Linked DNA regions of Mus musculus: region 1 is linked to region 2. Evidence: chromatin contacts called from ENCODE POLR2A ChIA-PET data. All regions are on one chromosome and are shown on one strand. The core of a region is the stretch at or near the end of the contact, and the rest is flanking DNA. Distances in the headings are between cores, read along the strand shown.

The links. ChIA-PET counts read pairs that join two places held with the same protein, here RNA polymerase II (POLR2A).
Region 1: POLR2A ChIA-PET joins it to region 2 with 10 read pairs in embryonic stem cell. The contact joins the promoter of Sptlc2 here to the promoter of Gstz1 in region 2. POLR2A ChIA-PET finds 5 or more read pairs at or near these places in 2 of 5 experiments (Patski and embryonic stem cell).

What each region holds. Positions count from the first base shown.
Region 1 is chr12:87,384,243-87,390,578 of GRCm38, forward strand. Sptlc2 (serine palmitoyltransferase, long chain base subunit 2) reads right to left here and starts at 4,113. Exons shown (of 12, transcript NM_011479.4): 1 at 3,804-4,113. The coding sequence starts at 3,929. It overlaps Gm33444 (a long non-coding RNA gene), which reads left to right and starts at 856. Exons shown (of 3, transcript XR_381803.4): 1 at 856-3,436.
Region 2 is chr12:87,143,965-87,150,846 of GRCm38, forward strand. Gstz1 (glutathione transferase zeta 1 (maleylacetoacetate isomerase)) reads left to right here and starts at 3,743. Exons shown (of 9, transcript NM_010363.4): 1 at 3,743-3,880. The coding sequence starts at 3,866. It overlaps Pomt2 (protein-O-mannosyltransferase 2), which reads right to left and starts at 3,938. Exons shown (of 21, transcript NM_153415.4): 1 at 3,207-3,938. The coding sequence starts at 3,664. Gm6566 (predicted gene 6566) reads right to left here. Exons shown (of 3, transcript NR_136901.1): 3 at 5,511-6,369.

The DNA.
Region 1 (6,336 bases), core at 2,863-5,362, 240 kb after region 2:
CTCATACTACCCCACTAAATCCCCAGTCAGTTTCCCTTCTGTGGCAAGGTAGAAGTAAGCCACCCTCCTTAGTTATTTGGCTCACTTTCTGACATTACATTTGTTTTTGCTATGCTTGACTTCTGTTTAATATAATTTATGCTGTCGTGCCTCCTTGCAATTGAATTCTACTGATTCTGGCAATTAGAAGTCTTTTATACCTATAAATATCTAGTCAAAACTACTCCCAAAAAGGTGATGATGGCACATGCCTTTAATCTCAGCACCTGGGAAGCAGGGACAGGCAGATCTGAGAGTACAGGATAGCCAAGGCTTCACAGAAAAGCTCAGTCTTGAAAAATAACAAAAAGCAAACAAAACAAAACAAGAACAACAAAAAACTACCCCCAAGGCCTGGCAGTGGTGGTGCATGCCTTTAATCCCAGCACTTGGGAGGCAGAGGCAGGCAGATTTCTGAGTTTGAGGCCAGCCTGGTCTACAGAGTGAGTTCCAGGACAGCCAGGGCTACACAGAGAAACCCTGTCTCGAAAAAACAAAAACAAAACAAAACAAAACAAAAAAACCTTTTATAAAGAAAATGTCTTTTAAAAGTGTTAATTGCACACAAAACCAAATATGTCATATGCTTTTTAATCAACTGTTAAAACCACAGAAACTAACCCCTGGTGACTAAGATCACTGCACATGGATCTTGTGAAAATGTGACGCAAACCTTCTGGAAGTCTTTTTAAAAAAGGAATCCTGTCAATTGATAGGAATTCCCAGCACCTGGAGGTGAAGTCAGCAAGAGAAAAGAGTTCCAGGGCCAGACTGGACTAAAGAAGACCCAGAAGCCATCCATCCACCCACCCACCCACATCTTGAAGTTCTTTCCAGTTCTAATGTGGCCAAATGTTCCTCAGGCTACCAGGAGCCCTTTACCTTCAGAAGGAAGACTGGCACTCCTTTCAGGGCAGAGGGACATTCACAGCTCTATCATTCAGCGCTCCTCTAGTGGAAACTCTGGCTACTTTTCGTCATTGAACAGCAGTAACCTCTGTTTTGTAATACCTCCTTACCACATTATCTACTCATCAAACAGCCCCATCCAGGAGTTGCTTTTAACATGGGCATTAATCTCTTCAAACATACCCTGGTGAGTGTATACAGGTATCAGAGGTAGCTGATTCCCCTTAGAGAAGAAAGCCTACGAGTTTATAACTTCTCTCCTGTGCATTAAAAAGCAATGTTAAGACATGATGTGAGCAAACAATTTTACATTTCATCCATGCAATAGTACTTTAGTGAAAGCAAGACCCTTGGGTATCTAGTTTGCATCTTACTGTGTATTTTCAGAAAAAGAAAAAGAAAAAAAAAAAGGCAATACTCCCCCTTCAGGATGCAAGGAAAGACAGGTAGGAGCTGGAGCACATAGATTTAATTTAACACAACCAACTTCACGAACTATTTTAAGATATTCTCTTTTTCTCATAAACTTAGAGATCTTATTCCTTATAAATGTAGTACCTGCTTTAAAATAATTTGTGAAAAATCGTTTTCTCGAAAAGATAGTAGTACAGCCCTTAGGATATTCTATCACAGCTAGTCACAGATTTTTATATTTCATTTTAGTAACTTGGTATTTCATCTTAATAGTTGCCAACCTCTGAAGAAATACCATGCTTACAAATGATAATTGCTGGGATTCCAGGAGGTCAGAACTTGACTTACTATTTACTCAAAATATAACTCCTAGTGGCTTATGTTAGAAAGCACCTCTAACACATGCCCAGCTTTGTCTGGACTTCCTTTTTCCTCACAAAAGTCCTAACTCACCCATTCATCAGTTCTCTTCTAGCTCCAGTTACTCAACCTCCCAGATACATTCTATACCTCCACAACGTTGCTCATTAGCCATTTTACACTTCTAGGGAAAACAGCACATTCTTTCATGGCTCATAACAGACTGACTCCTCCCCACATCCCCGTTTTTTGGAGGCAGGGTCCCTCATCGCCCTGCTGTCCTAGAACCCACTATGCAGACCAGGCCAGCCTGAGCTCAGAGATATACCTGCCTGAGGGCTGGGATTACAAACAAGTCATATCAAACTCAGACTGCAAACTGACTCCTAACACACCTCCTCTCACACAATTCTTTTTGAAAGCAATCTTTTGACTCTTAAACACCTTACACACTCAAGGGAGGCCAAGTCTTTTCTGTGCACTCCCACTCCTAACCCTCAACTCTCCCCCAGGGTCATAAGACTTGAAGATAACCCTTTCATACCACAGGATTAACACATCTATCAGAGTTACTGATTCAGGTAGGGGACAGGTTGCTATTGCTTAGTATCTATGTTGAAGATGAAATAGGGTCACTGACCTATCAAAACTACACCAATCACACTCCTGCTAAGGGGAACGAGCAACTTTTAAAACCATTCTTCCCGATATTTGCATAATTGGTTTAAAAAATACTGCCAGGAGCCAGGGGGTAGAGTAGCACATGCCTTGAATCCTAGCACTTGGGAGGCAGAGGCAGGTCTGTGAGTTCGAGGCCAGCCTGGTCAACACAGTGAGTTCCAGGACAGCCAGGGCTACACAGAGAAACCCTGTCTCAGAAAATAAATAAATAAATAAAACTGTCAGGAAAGCCAGGTGTTGGGGTCTTAGTTGCTCTTGGGAGGCAAAGGCAGATCTCTTTTAAGTTGGAAGTCAGGCTTAGTCTACAAAGCAGAACAGCCTGAGAGGGCTGTTACTCAGAGAAACCATGTCTGGAAACAAGCAAAATACTGCTAGGAATTCAGAATTCTGTAAGATAGTTTAGAAGTTCATGGATATGGTTGATGATTCAACTTCAGTTAATTAATACAAGGACTCATGACAACTTACCACTGGATTAAGCAACGCCCTCCACGATAGCTCTATTGCGCCGTGAAGGGGCCACCTAAAATCCTATCTGGATGGTGGGATGGGGGTCTCACCAATCGCACAACGGGACAATTTTCAAGACAAGACCCCCGAGGAGGTTCCCTGCCAAGGTTTTCCCCATAAAGGAAGTCCAGAACGTGATAGGAAGAGGCTGTCCGGTTGTGCTTCCACAACTGCACTGCCTAACTTTCTCAGAGCGTCAGCTTCCTTTTGGGGCTGCAAGACTCTACAGGAAGCATGTACTCGAGGGGACCCGGGCAGGAACCCGAGAAAGTATCGCCGGACTTCGAGGGAAAGATTTCCTCTGCTTCCCACTAGGAGCGGCCTGCACTTTTTTTTTTTTTTTTTTGCGTGATCCACATGGTTAAGAACCAGAGACTTGCAGAGGAAGCCCAGCCTCCAGGGCCCTTCAGAACAGCAAATGCTGAGGAGCCGGGCAGACCTCAGGAGTCCCGCGTGGCTGAGGAGCCCCGGGAGGCTGGAGAGCCAGGCAGAACTAGGGGACACCGCACACCTAAGAAACCAGGTAAACCTTGGGACCCCCGCAGGGCAGAGAACCACAGCTCATCGCTGCGGAGCCGGGTAGTACTGGGAAGGCTCGAATAACTGGAGAAGCGGGCAGAACCGAGGAGCCCCTCACGGTGAGGGAGCCCCACATAGTTGTAGAGTCCCGCGCTGCCCTTGAGTCTCCCTCCCGCTCAGGGGGGAGGCCCAGCCAGCGCCGGCTCCCCGTCGCTCAGCACACCTGAGCCGCGCCCAGCCGCCAGCCGGCCACTGACCGGCCCGCGCGGCTGCCCGTCCTCCCCGGCCCGGCCCGGCCCAGCCCGGGCATCGGCTCGCGGGGGTCCCGGCCCACCGCCCCGATCTCGCCCAGCCTCTCGATCCCATCGTACCTGGCCGGCAGCCGCGACGGTGGCGGTGCTGCTCCTCAAGTACCCGTTCCTCACTTCCCCGTTCTTGACGCAGCCGTTCGCCCGCATCGGGCGGCGGCAGCAGCAGCCTCCGGGCTCCGGCCGCATCCTCCCGGCAGCACCCGGCAGCAGGACAGGCTCTGGAGGTGGCGGCGGAGCCAACTCCCGCTCCGCACCGCACCCACCTCTCCGAAACCGGAAATGGCTGCAGCGCCGCTGCCAATTCCCGGTCCGGCCGTCACGCGAGGGCGGGGCCACCCGAGAAGACGGGGCTCGCCGAAGCCCGGCAGCCGGAGGGAACATGGGGCGGGGTCTATCGGCTATTGACCAATCCAAAGGCGAGAGGGGCGGATCTCATGCTGATTCTGGCGAATTAAGAGCAAGGGAAAAGCGGCTTGCAGACATCAAGGGGACTTCTTCAGAGGAACTCGAGAACTGAGCAATTGATTGGAGCCCTAGCCAGGTCGTAGGTGGAGCTTTGCCGCCTACTGGTCCAGGTTGAGAAGGAGGCGGAGCCCGGAAAGGAACAGCCAATTAGAGTGTGGAGAAAGAAACAGGGGCTGAGCCTATTTCCAGAGCCTGTTCCCGGTTCTCTAGCACTGGTGGTGGTTGCCCTCTGTGCCCTTCCTCCCGAGAGGTTCTCAGGTTGAATCCGAGCCCAAGACAGGCAGCTCCTTTATTTCATTAGCAAATTCCTCTGTGGGTGTTAATAGAATAGCCTTTTTGACAGTCTCTCACTGTTCTTCATTGTGAACTACGCGAACGCCTCGCGCGCACATCACTTGTTTCTATCCGGGTTTTCCTAGGGCAATTTCCTTTGAAGACTTTCCTTGAAAGTCAGGAGACTTGATCTGTTTCCAGATCTTGTGATAACTGAAACTGAAACTTGAGGAATTAACTCCTTTAGGAGCCAAGTTCTTTTAAAATTCTTCCTGCTTCATGGACTCATTTGCCAGAATTACATTAGTAAAGCGCTGGACACCTATCACAATACCTAATCCAAATCAGTAGCAAAAGAAATTGATCTACATTTCAGCATTACAAAGACCTTTAGTTACCCATAAAAAAAAAAATCAATGTCATAATTAAGAGTATGACTCAGTCTAGGTTTGAATCCTGGCTGCCTCACCTACTAGCTGAGTGACCTCTATGTTCCTCTGCTCAGGGGGATAATAACAGTTGCCATAAGAGAATCTAATGAGTTAATGCCTGTAATGTATTTTGCTTAGGACCTGGCAATTAGTAAGTATTCATTAAGTGCTGGTTATTATTAATTGCCGAATGCATCTGTGTGAATCCCTGTGTCACACAACCCCTTCTCCCCTGGAGCTTTAGAACTGCGTTGGCAAGGTTATTTGTTTTGCTTGATTTAGAAGAGGTACTCTTAACAGCAAGTGGAGCAAGGACAAAACTTTCAAGTCACAAACCCTTTGATCTCAAAAGTGAACACGAGAATCAAAAAGAACTCTATGGGGCCTGGAGAGATGGCTCAGCAGTGAAGTACTGGACACTGCTTGTCCAGAGTACCTGGATTTGGTTCTAGCACCCACATGGTGGCTCACAGCTATCTATAACTCCAGTGCCAGAGGAATCAAAGCCTTATTCTGATTTCCCAGGGCACCAGACACAAACTTGGTGCACATACATACATGCAGACAAGACACTCACAGACATAAATTAAAATCTCCTTTTTAAAAGTTTTTTTTTTAAAAAAAAAAAAAAGCTCTGTATGCCTTTAAGCTAAGCATAGTAATGCATTGATACAGTCTCAGCACTCCTGAGGTAGAGGCAGGAGTGTAGATGTTCAAGATAATCTTTGTATATATAACCTGTCCAAGCTAGCCTGGGATATAGGAGTCCCTGTCTTAAACATGATGGGGTGGGGATAAGTAACTCAATCAGTGAAATACTACCAGGAAAACAAGAGGAGTTAAGTCCAGATTTTGAGCATCTAGTTAAAATCCCCATGCTTAGGACACAGAGATGAAAGGGTTCCTAGAGTTCTCTGGCCAGCTGGTCTAACTGAATTGGTGAGTTCCAATGTCAGGCAAAGACCCTGTCTCAAAAATAAGGTAGAGATGATGGGTGATGGTGGCATATGCCTTTGATTCCAGCCCTCAGGAGGCAGAGGCAGGCAGGCAGATTTCTGTGAGTTCAGGCCAGCCTGGTCTACAGAACAGGTCCAGAATAGCCAAGGCTACACAGAGAAACCCATTCTTGAAAAAAAAAAAGAAAGAAAGAAAGAAGGAAGGAAAGAAGAAAGGAAAAAAAGAAGAAAAAGAAAAGTAGAGAACAATTAGGGAAGATACCCGATGCTGACATCTGACTGTCATGCACATACACGTAAACACATGGACACACAAAGAAGTGTATGCCTTATGAAGCTTACTTTCAAAAATCAAGATATGGCATGAAGAGATGGCTCAGTGTTTTGGCTGCTCTTCCAGAGGATGAAGATTTGAGTGCCTAAACCTACCTGGCAGATCATGAGCATCTTTACCAATAATCGGATGCC
Region 2 (6,882 bases), core at 2,493-4,992:
GATACCCATCACAAAGGATGTACTCTGATATGACTAGTTAGAGGTTCCTAATCAAGCCTACACTATCCAGCTGCTTATATTGTTCCAGTGGAGAAACAAATATGGTGGCATGAACTGACTGAGCATAAATTTTAAAGGACTATGGGTCTCTGAAGCAGAAGCCACCATGGTATACCAGACTCCTGCCAAAAGCTGGCCACTTGCTTTGCATAGGACATTGACTACCTGCTCCTAAGAAGCTCTGTGCATCAGGACTCTGTTCCCAGCTGAGGCTCTCACCAGTATTTCACTGCTGCTGTTGCCTTCTCGGGTTACAGAAAGGCTGAGGCTCTGGTTCCATGACTCTGGAGAAACCACTGTGATCTTTAAACTTAATGTCCTCTTATTAGCTTTCCAAACCATCTAAGTGTGACAGTGGCACACCTTTTTGTCACATTAGTCATGTAACAATGAGCCAACAGTCAAGGTAATAAACATGTAACCCATGTTCCCATCATCAATAAACAGCTGATATTGCCAAGCATTGAACTTTTCCTCAGAAACTTTCCCTCCATCACCTTCTCCTGGCCTACACACTTTAAAAAAGCAACCTTGTCCTAATGTAGTCATCCCCAGAAAAAGTCATCTCCTCATGACTACCAACTGGGTAATAATCAGGAAAAGGGAGAGGAGCTATATCAAGTTACTCAGACACACTTAGGTTTCCATGACCATGGTATGTCTTTCTTCTTAGTGACACCCTAGATCAGCAGAGAAGGGTAAGGGAAGATGACAATACTCATATTTAATTCTAGATTCATCTCCTGTATTGTCTTACTGGAGTCAGATGGCCTACAGTTTGATAAACACAATACTTGGCTAAGTACAAGTCTCACACAATGCCACCCGTGTCAGAGACATAATAGGTCTTTACAATGCCCATAGTAAAAAGGTCTAGATAGAAATAGGGTACAACAGGAGAAAAGGCAAACAGAAACTGGTGTGGCACACACTACCTTCCTGGGCAGAGTTGTAGGAATGAAACAACCCTGAAGAAGAAAGACATTAGAGCACTAGAGATATAATACAGTGAATGGAAACATTAATTCTCTCTTTCTCCTCTAATTCTAACCCCAAAGCCAGATAAGATTCAGATGGGCCACCTAAGACAAGTGGCAGCTTATGATGGTAACAACCTGTGGCTGCAAACAGAACTCATGAACATCGACATGGACAGTCTTAAGCTACTCTTGATGTAGCTGATGACATCAGCACCAACTCTCAAAAAACAGCTCACTGGTACACTTGCTAATGCACTGATGGTACAACTTTCTCTCATTGATACACTCTATAGAATGTATCATATATGAGTCTCTAAAGTACTAGGGACCTGAGCTATGCCCATACAATCATGGAGGCTCAACCACTCCATAATACTGCCTTTGAGACTTAACCAAATCAATGCAGTGGTGGTCTACATCACAGTGAGTGATGGTCCACATAAAACTGAACTGAATGACCTGCATCTCTTCAGGTAATGTGTTAGTATTTAAGGAATAGACATGGGATGTGCATTTTAATTACCGCCAATGATACCAAAGATCAGAATCAATCGAAACTGCTTTGCACAGGTCATAACTGGTAGACTGTTCTTAGACTATATTCATACTGCTGGCCCCTCATCAGGACTTATTTGTAAGAGGCTGAGTCCAGGGCCCATCACCCCCCTGCTTGGAGTTTCATTGACAGCAGCCGTAATTAAATCATATGAGACAAACTGAACAGATGTGGTTTCTGCCTCTGTCAGCCATGCTGATCTGAGTAGCTAATAGAGTTGTGGATTAACATGAAACATCTGCCAGAAACCAAGGCAATGCATGATGGAGGGGTAATAAAGCCAATTGGGAGAGAAAGCCCTTCATCAATGTCCTGGACAGCCAGGCAGTGGTGGTGCACGCCTTTAGTCCCAGCACTTGGGAGGCAGAGGCAGGCGGATTTCTGAGTTTGAGGCCAGCCTGGTCTGCAAAGTGAGTTCCAGGATAGCCAGGGCTATACAGAGAAACCCTGTCTCAAAAAACAAAACAAAACAAAAAACAATTCTCTCTTTCTCCTCTAAGTCTAACCCCAAAGCCAGATAAGATTCAGACGGGCCACCTAAGACAAGTGGCAGCTGATGATGGACAACCACACGTGCCAAGAATGTACCTAGGATGCCCTAACTGCATTTGACCTGGGCCATTTCTTAGGGCTGTGCTTGCAATAAGAGATATGGCAATGTCTCCTATGAGAACAGAGCTAATTAAGGCTTGTGAGTGTTAAAATAGATTTCCCAAACTCGTTAGTCCTTGGCCATTATGTAACCCACTGTGGGTACACCTATCTCTTTGGGATACAGTCATGTATAGTAGGATTTGACAGGGGGTGGAAGAACCTAACTCTAAAGGTGCTGATATTCATTCCCCTTCCTGTGATTACGCCTTTGTGTTTAACCCAGTAGTTACAGCTCCCAACAGTCATAAAATGCACCTAATTTATTAATTAGCTTCACAGTAATTTATTAGTTTCCTATAGGAGCAGCCCTGTCAGTGTGTTTGCTTGCTCTTGAGTAAGATCCACTTGTGACACCTTCTATGCTAAGTTTCTGTTTGGTGATATAGAGAAGATAAAACATCCCTTCCAGCTAAAGATCAAGTAACTCTGTGAGCTTGGGAAATGGAATTGAACCAAGCCTCAAGCCACCATCTGTATCATACAAAGTAAGGCCTAGAAAATAATTCTCACAGGATAACACCAGACCTGTTGCTCAGAATCTGTGCCGCCATCTCCCGATACCCAAACTATCCTTACTCTATAGGAATCTTTTTCTTTGAAAATCACGCTTTGGGAAAATTATGTTCTACGAATTTACTAATTTCTCAGCCAAGTTCAAAGAACCTCTGAGTATCACCATTTTAAAGCCAGGTGACTAGAAGACATGAGGACAACTCCTGCAAACTCCGAGTGTGGGACCCCCACCAGGGCAAACCTATTCTCCGAGGTTTGACACACCGGAAAGCTTTCCCCAGCCACCCCCTACTCCCCTCGAAATACAACTGAGTTTCTCTACCGCCAAGGACCTGTCGTGCCTCCGATGAATCCCGCCCACTTCGCGCCCTCAAGCCAATCAGAGGGTGGCGTCACTCCCTCTCAGTTGCCATGGTGCCCGCCAAGTCCTTTCCGCCACTTACCAGATGTGAGCAGGCTGGTCCAGCCGGTGAAAGCGGGTGGCAAAGGACAGCAGCGTCACCACAGCCAACGTGGCCCACCACCCTGCCGCCTGGAAGCGCCGCGAGCTCCAAGCAGGCCGTTTAAGTTTCCGTGCTGCAGCCTGGGGGACCACGTCTCGGCTCACGGCTCTGGCAGCCTGCGGCACACAGCGGCCCCTACGGGGACGCAGCTCGGAGCCCGCTAGGCCACCGCCTATGGCCGGCGGCATCCTCCCCTTCCGAAGGATCACCCTCCGGGCCGGAGGCACGCCGGGTCTTGTCCGCTGCCCCGTCAAGGGGTCATAAGAAGGCGTCTCGAGGTGCCATGGGATTTGTAGTTCCCTCCGTTTGCCGCGGAGCGCCGGGCCCCGGGCTCTGGGCGGGGCGGAAAGTGTGGTGGCCGCCCGGGCAGCTAAGAGGCGGCCTGAGGCGTAGAGCATTGCGGGAGGCGGAGGGAAACCAAGGACTGACAAACTCGAGTCGGCTCATGAACTACAACTCCCAGCAGCTCAGGGGGCGGGGGCGGGGCCAGCCCGAAGGAGGGAGGCCATCTAGTCCAACCTTCGCTCTCTGGACCCCGCTAGGCCTCAGTCATCTTCTAGTCCCGAGAGCTGACTTTCTTGGCCGGCCGACCGGGCGAGATGCAAGCCGGGAAGGTCTGTGCCCCACGTCCGGGGATGAGGGTCTCTCCTGAGAAACGCGGAGAAGAGCTGTGGGGGGGGGCGGGGCTGAGAGCTCGCTTCTTCGCGTGGCGCCACAACGACTCCCGGCGTGCACCTCGGCGCCCGCTCACTCTACACCTGCGCGCTGGCCGCTGAACCTTATGGTGGTGGTAGATTGGGCCGGGAAGGCTAAACTTGGAAGCTTTTGAGGGGCGTCCAATCGCGCTTTTCCCTGCTTCGGGTAGACAGACCTCTTCTAGGGCTTTCAAACATGGTTCCCTACTTTGCAGTTTCGCGGCGCCCTTCGTATGTCTCTCAGGGGACCTGGTGGTCCAGGCATGCACCAAAGGCAAGGGGGAAAGATGTGACTCTTTAACGACGTTAATAATCACTTGTAGTATCTGCTCAGGTTTCTAGTTTTGTCGGTTTGGCTCTAAGAAACGATCTTGCTGTGCAGCCCAACCTGACTTTGAACTTTGACTCTCCCGCCCCCGCCTTCCAAGTGCTGGGATTCCAGGCTGTGGCATATGGAGCGTCCAGGGTTTAAGTCGAACTTCTTTAGTCCACCCTAGAGCCATTTGTATTTAAGCCATTGCTGGAATGGAGCTGCGAGTGTGTTTTATAAGAGACTTAAAATTGAGTCTCTTAGGAGGGCCGATATGTAGGAAGGCGGCACATTAGATGCAAAGGACATTGCATCCGGTTAATATAGATTTTCCACATACAGATGTGATTTTTCAGGATTTTAATCATGTAAGAAATGGTATAAAAACAGCTAGGGATGTACGCAACTCTGACGTAGCTCCTAGCATGGGCCGAGTCTCCCACAACAGAAAAACTGCAAATTTAAAGTCGCCAGAATGCATGTTTGAGTTGGAAACATGATCCTTCCCGGTGCTAATTAAACGGACATTCTACTTGATATTAAAAAGTAGCTGTTCAAGTGCAAAAATCGCCAGGTGGTTTGCTGTTAGTGCTTAGCTGTGATTTCTCTCCCTGTTTATCTAAAAGCACATAGGAGACAAGCCTCCAGATGCTCTGCAGAGAGGGTTAGGATTGTCTTTATCAGGTTAACTGATGTGGGAGAGTGACACCATTCCCTGGGTTGGGTCTGGCTGGGCCCATAATAAGGGGGAAGTCAGCCAAGCACCAACACACAGCATTGTTCTGTTTCATGCTGTGGATGCATAGGTTACTTACCAGCTGTTTCAGGCTGCTCTTCCCCCAAACCCCACCCCACCCCCACCCCAGGTGACTTACTACATCTTGAATTATAAGCCAAAATAAACCACTCTTCTTTAGACTGCCTTTGTTGGGGCATTTTATCATAGCAGCAGGAAAAGAAACTAAAATGATATATAAGAAAAAAAAATAATAATAGATGTAGGGTAAGATTCCAGCTGGGTGATGGTGATGCATGCCTTTAATCCCAGCACTCGGGAGGTAGAGGCAAGCGGATTTCTGAGTTCGAGGCCAGCCTGATCTACAAAGTGAGTTCCAGGACAGCCGGGGCTATACAGAGAAACCCTGTCTCGAAAAAGCCAAAAAAAAAAAAATTCTGTTTCCTGCTGAAGGGCCATGGGGTGTCGCGCCCACCTCAGCCAGCAAGGAAGACACGACATGGTCAGATTCTTCTCAACAGCCTTTATTGCAGGAACACCTCGATGCTGCTACCGGGACAGGGCACCCAGGGAGGGCTGCTTATATACACCCTAGCACAGGAGAAGGCTCCATGGCCCCCCAGGATTGGTCAGTCTGCCTGCATCTAATTTGCATGTACCTGCTCAGGAGGGGTCAGGCTAGCACCTGCGCAATGGTGTTGTTTACCACAAAGGCACACAGAAAGCCTGCGCCATCTTAGAGTTGGCTTCCTACATCTCCCTCTTTTTTCTTTAATGAAATGAGGCTGGTCTAGGCCTGGGCAAATCTGTCCATGGCCAGGGCTCCTGTCTTAGGTCGATCCTCTAGTATCACAGCCTTACCCATCATAGGGTTATCCTATGATGGCCTCCAGGCCCCTTCTCTTAGGTTGGTCTGTGCATGAGGAAAGTTGCCCGTCTCTGGATACCATGGATCTGTGTGACTACAACTGCCAAATGACCTAGGGCGGACTCTTAATTTTTTAAAGAGGCCAGCCAAATATTGGGAGATGCACCATCTTCAATTGCCAACAAAGCTTGGTAGACCACTGCTTTATGTTGAGCATACTCTCTTTTTAGTTGACACAATAGCCAGATGCAGAAGACACACCCCAGGAGGACCACTGTCCCCCAGGCCAACATTCCTGCCCACTCCTTTAAAAAGGAGAAGGCATTGGTGATCCAGGAGGTGAAGTCTCCCAGGGTGACAGGGTCGGGTCGAGTGCTGTTGAGTTTGGCAATCTGGAGGAGCAACTTTCTGCTCTGCTTTGGCTGACCAATTTCCTTTAAGATAAGCAATTTTCATGTCAGCCTTTCTGGTACCCAAATTGGATGTTCTTTATCCTGTGGAAAAACACAAACAGCTCCCCTAGATCTCGAAATAACGGGATCTGGGCCATACCATTTACCAGTTAAGACATCTTCCCATTTTACATCATGTTGAATTACAGGCGAGGTCATGGCATGCCTGTCTGCAGCCGAGCGACCATGATCATCCAAAATTTAAAAATTTAAGGTAAATAAAGCTAAAGATAATTGTTCTTTGGGTGCTCGTCCGTAGGCAATTCCCTCTTTTTGTTTTTGTAACAGTTCTTTCAAGGTGCGATGTGCCCTTTCCACAATACCTTGGCCTTGTGGGCTATAGGGAAGGCTGGTGGTATGACTAACTTGCATAGTTTCGCAGAAGACTTGGAAGGATGTTGATGTATATGCAGGTCCATTATCAGTTTTTAAATTAGCTGGGTTTTCCCAAGCTGCCCATGAGTCTAAGCAATGGCTAATAACATTGTGGGTTTTTTCACCAGACATAGGGGAGGCATACATGATACCTGAACAGGTGTCAATAGAAACATGGAC